Regions from separate parts of the Mus musculus genome. Here region 1 is linked to region 2. A link is a loop called in an ENCODE intact Hi-C map of the cell type or tissue named here. Cell type or tissue: gastrocnemius. All regions are shown on one strand.

Region 1 (2,500 bases), 49 kb before region 2:
GGTTCTGGTCACCGGTGTGACCGAATGTGATAACTACACCATCCGCAACCTCGTCTTAAAGGTAAGATCGTGAGCTGTTGTTGTCTTCACAGTAAGTGAGGGCAGGGGTTACGTTTCTCCTTTCTTAAGTCCTAACAGATACAACTTGTGAAAGCTAGATAGTACTGAGAGCAAAGGCAAGCTATCGACGTCCCTTGTTGTCTGACACCATTAGCCTATGAAGTAATTATTGCCTATTGAATTAATGTAAGTGGACACTAAGGAAGTTCACATTGCAGGACGTTGGGGCTTCAGCTACTTTTCTCTTAGAGGACATTTCTGACTTAGCTTCTAGAAGGGTCTTAACTAGAGGCTTATGCAGGAGACCTGACAGGACCTTTATGCTAATGTCATTATGGTCTAAGCAGGTTTAAATGAGAACCACTGAAGAGAAAGTCTATACTGACATATGGCTGTGCATAGCAAGATGAGCCTGCAGTGCTCATGTGATCTTAAAAAACTTGGAGTTACGGTCATTCCCAGGGGTAATCCTAGACCAGTTTCAATCTTAGGAGTGTGGTCCTACTTAACTCATGGGGTAGCTGATGCTAACCAGTATTGCCATGGGACAGCAGATGCTAACCAGTGTTGCCATGGGGCAGCAGGTACTAGCCAGGTAGCAGGTGCTAGCCAAGGTTGCCATGGAGCACCAAGTACTAGCCAGGGTTGCCATGGGGCAGTGGATGCTAACCAGTGTTGCCATGGTATTATTTTCACTTTTAAAGAACAACCTACCTAAAGACCTCAATCCTATCAGCAGCCTACTCCTGGGATAGAAGCATCACAAAGAAGAGAGTGAAGACAGAGCCCAAGGGTGCTTCTTAATTAAAAAGTGTAGCAGAGGAAGGCTTTTCAGAAACCTGCACATGCCTGATCAGGCACAGGCCTCCTACCTGGGCTGTGGGTATTAAGATGGTGTGTGTGAGCCTCTGCTGTAGCCTCAGGGATTGCACATAGCTCCTTTACTGCTAGGGAGCCTCGGTGTGAGGTAATTTGAGATATGGATAGAACAATTTGGATTGGGTATCCAGCAAACCTTCATATGTCTGCTAATATGTTTATGCATAATCTGTCAAGACTTAGACACCAGGAAACACAATCTATCCCTTTCTTTCTGGTTATATTTTTCACCTCTTAAGCAGGACATGGCGGCACATGCTTTTAATCCCACCACTCAGGAGGCAGAGGCAGAAGGATCTCTGTGAGTTTGAGGTCATCCTAGTCTTACATAGTGAGTTCCAGACCAGCCAGGGCTATATAGTGAGACCCTGTGCCAAACAACAGCAACGTTTTTGGCTACTAAAATGTATTATGAGTATATACTCGGTGTATAGTGTGTATGTGATCTATAATCTCTGTGATGGATACAGATACAGACCTGGATTCTTAAAGAGAGAGGACACGCAGCTTTCCTGTCAGCCCGGGACACTCACAGTAAAGCTTTCTCAAGGTGAAAGGGTATTTTTGGAAAGCGTCTAGATTTTTCTTCCTATCTAGAAGTTAGCAGCCAGCAAGAGGAGGAAGCCAAAGGAGGCACTTAGTGATGTCGTGTAGTGTAGGTGCCTTTTAGTTCCACAAAGGAATAAGTAATTTGGTGATTGTTGGTTGCTATTTCCAGCAAGGAAGTCACACCCAACATGTGAAGCACTACTGGTACACTTCATGGCCGGATCATAAGACTCCAGACAGTGCCCAGCCCCTTCTGCAGCTCATGTTGGATGTGGAAGAAGACAGACTGGCCTCTGAAGGCCGAGGGCCTGTGGTTGTCCACTGCAGGTAAGGCGCGAACCGACCCTCCTGCCAAGCAGCTGTCTGCTCTGTAACTAAGACAGAAGTAGGGCTTAGCTCCCAGGATGGAACTTAGTAGCAAATTACGTATTGATTAAAAATGTATTCATATCCTAAGACTTAGCCAAAGTGATAGTTACAGAAATGAATGAGAGCTCTGGGGATATTTTTTAGCAGACAGCAAATGGATTTCTAGGTCTAAATAAATGCCTGAGTGAGCAGGAGCTCTTAACCCATCATCTGAAACTGAAACTTCACTTGAAGCTCGTTTTTGTTCATTTTTTCTCTCCTTGGTCACAGGCATGCTAAGAGCTGCAGATAGCTTTAAGATTGTTGTTGTTGTTGTTGTTGTTGTTGTTGTTGTTGTTGTTTTAAGAGACTACCTGAACTGTGTCTTGGCAGCACTTATTACTTTAGCAGATTTGGTGAACAGTTAGCCATTTTTAGAGATAGCTCATGAAAACGAGAAGCTACTCTATGAGGTGGGGAACAGACAAGTGGTCATTTATTTTAAGGAAGACCAAGCACATTCAGGGTGTGGAGGCCACGTAGATGAGGTGACAGCAATGGCTGTCCACAGGGTTTTCTTCCTAGTGCCTGCCTTGAAGTTTACCTCCCATAACTGGCCTTCCCCCTTGCTTTCCTTTTCAAGTGACTAAAGCAGGTAATTTAC
Region 2 (2,500 bases):
ACAGGTTTATCTACTCTGTAATATATGTGTGTGTGTGGGGGGGGGGGATTTATGTCTTATTCCTCCTAGTGATTTGAAATATAGTATAACAATCCATGCAAGATAGTTATTGACAACCACCCTGATTACACCAATTAAAACTTTTGAGTGCTTATTAATGGTCAGGCCAAGAGCAGGCTCACACACCTCTTGAATGTTTCAAGCTCAGGGATATAGCATTTTTAAAAGGCAAAAACCACAAAGATATGTCAAAGTTAGAAGAGGATAAGAGAACCTCAAAATGTTCCTTCCTGCCAGAGCATAGAGGTCATTTTAGTTACAACTTGCCAACTATTTTGCTCAATACATCTGGACCAAAGTCGAGGTATGGAAATCTCAACTATGTTGCCAAGGCAGACATGACAATTATGGGGGTGGAGGACGTGCGGGGGGAGGGGGGGATAAGAACTATCTTAAGCAAACAGTAAATGGAATCCGAACATGACTGCCTTGTCTTGGTTACTTCAGTAGGGTTATGCACCCAAAACCTTACAACTATGAAAGTGGCTGCGATGTTTCGCTATTCTTACCTACATTCCATTAAGCACTTTTGCTGCTCGGATGGAGTTATTTCTAGGACCCACTTCTAGACACATTTCTACAGGGTATGGGACAGTTTCTAATGCGCTTGCAGTTAGTGTGGAAAACACCACAGCTGCTTTGGAAGGCGTAGAAAGAAGCTGGGGTCCTGGAGTGTTTCCCAGTGAACTGAGCTGATAATTGCCTTCTTCTCTCAGGTGGGGCATGGCATGCCCTTCTGGATGGTCAGTGGTGGGATTGCCTGCAGGGGCTAAAGCACATAGGTGATGGATATTTTGTTGTAGCTTCACAGTATTTGCCTGAGATTTAGGGAACACACAGACCTGTGGTACAGAAACGGGCAAGTGGCTGGAGAGATGGCGCTCCTGTTGATGGGCTGGCTCTTGGCGGGTCTTTTCTCTCTGGCTGATGTCAAGAGGATACACATCGTGACAAATGAGTGTTTTGAGGTGAGAAGGACTAAAGCCCTCTAATAAAAGGCTTCAGGAAAGAGTGTGGGCGACCCAGGGAAATGTGCTCGGGTCAAGTTTAAGCCTGGGAAAAAAGAGGTCCTGGAGAAAGATAGGAAGGAAGATAGAGAGGGGGGCTCTGGGTGTGCAGAAGGGAGGGGGGGCTGAAAAGCGAGAGGGCTCAAGCACTATTTACTGGTTGTAGGATAGGGTCAAGGACCACTGAGAAGGAAAAAGTGAGAGTGAAGGAGGAGGTGAAAGCAAGACTTTGCGGCCCAGGAAGGGATTCTTGGCTGGGGGGGCTGGGGTGGCGGCAGAGGGGGCGGGAGGGGTGGCAGCTTGGCTGGCCTCAGGCCCCCTTGGCAGCCTCAGGCGTTGGCTCCTCAGGGCTCCCTCCCTCTCCCGAGCATTGTTCCTTTGCCGGGAGACAAGGAAATTGCCTTTTGATTGCGGAAGTCCCGGACGGGGCTTTGGGGGCGAGGCAGCGCGGGTCAGAATGGCAGCGTGGGAAGGGCCGCGCGCCGCGGGTCCCCGCCGCCTGTCGTGTCCGCTGCCCGCCCGGGGCGGCAGCAGAAGCAGCGGCTGCCACGGCCCTTGAGCATCGCCAGCCCCGAGGGTAGCGCGCTGCGCCCGCCCGCAGGGCGCGCTGAGCGCTCAACAAGTGGTACCCAGAAGTGCCCTGGCTGGCCTCCCAGCGAGATGCTGAGGCATGGAGCCCTAACGGCCTTGTGGATAACACTGAGCGTCGTGCAGGTAAGCAGGCAGAGCAAGGTCTGGGGATGATGCTCCACCCCAGCCAAGAACTGAATATGTCCTGTTGCTGGCCTCCGGGGCTGAGCTGCTAGGAAAAAAGGGACAGAAATCTCTTGCTCCTTCCCTCCTATCTATGGGACAGCCATCTATCCACCCTCTCTGAAACCCTACCATTACCAAACTGACAGCTCTCCCTGCTGTCAAGAAAGCAACCTGTGTCTGCAGCTGTTCCTGGGGGAGGTGGGACAACTAGGGTGAAAGTCTCCTGCCAGCCACTTTCCCCGTGGGCCCTTTCCTGGACTGGAGGATGAGAGGCCAGCTGTAGCTGGACTCCAGGGGTGAGGACAGGTGACTTGGGGAGCTTGCTGCGGACATCTCTAGGCAGTGCAGGCTATGGACTTAATCTGTGCTCTCTGATTCTTTTACAGACTGGAGTGGCAGAGCAAGTGAAATGTAACTTCACACTGTTGGAGTCCAGGGTCTCTAGCTTGTCAGCGTCTATCCAGTGGAGGACTTTCGCGTCACCCTGTAACTTTAGCCTCATCTACAGCAGTGATACCTCGGGGCCCATGTGGTGCCATCCTATTCGGATAGACAACTTTACCTACGGATGTAACCCCAAGGATTTACAAGCAGGGACCGTCTATAACTTCAGGATTGTTTCTCTGGATGGAGAAGAGAGCACTCTGGTCTTACAGACAGGTAAAGTTCACAGGTGT

The links. Hi-C counts contacts between places; a loop is a spot of excess contacts. Peaks named below come from ENCODE experiments on the same cell type or tissue, not always from the same donor. Only the 100,000 strongest peaks of a DNase experiment are listed, where the experiment ranks them.
Region 1: it touches region 2 in a loop (3-fold over the local background); 6 of 42 quality-filtered maps call a loop at or near these places.

The regions. Positions count from the first base shown.
Region 1 is chr10:116,251,162-116,253,661 of GRCm38, forward strand. It overlaps Ptprr (protein tyrosine phosphatase, receptor type, R), which reads left to right. Exons shown (of 14, transcript NM_011217.2): 11 at 1-61; 12 at 1,658-1,815. Among named protein-coding and RNA genes, the nearest start is that of Ptprb, 49 kb to the right of the region's middle. In gastrocnemius, no CTCF peak of the experiment used is centred here; no DNase peak of the experiment used is centred here; H3K4me3 peaks cover 1,142 bases; H3K27ac peaks cover 1,655 bases.
Region 2 is chr10:116,299,899-116,302,398 of GRCm38, forward strand. Ptprb (protein tyrosine phosphatase, receptor type, B) reads left to right here and starts at 1,476. Exons shown (of 32, transcript NM_029928.2): 1 at 1,476-1,781; 2 at 2,210-2,483. The coding sequence starts at 1,728. In gastrocnemius, no CTCF peak of the experiment used is centred here; DNase peaks (open chromatin) are centred at 1,452 and 1,608; H3K4me3 peaks cover 1,893 bases; H3K27ac peaks cover 2,139 bases.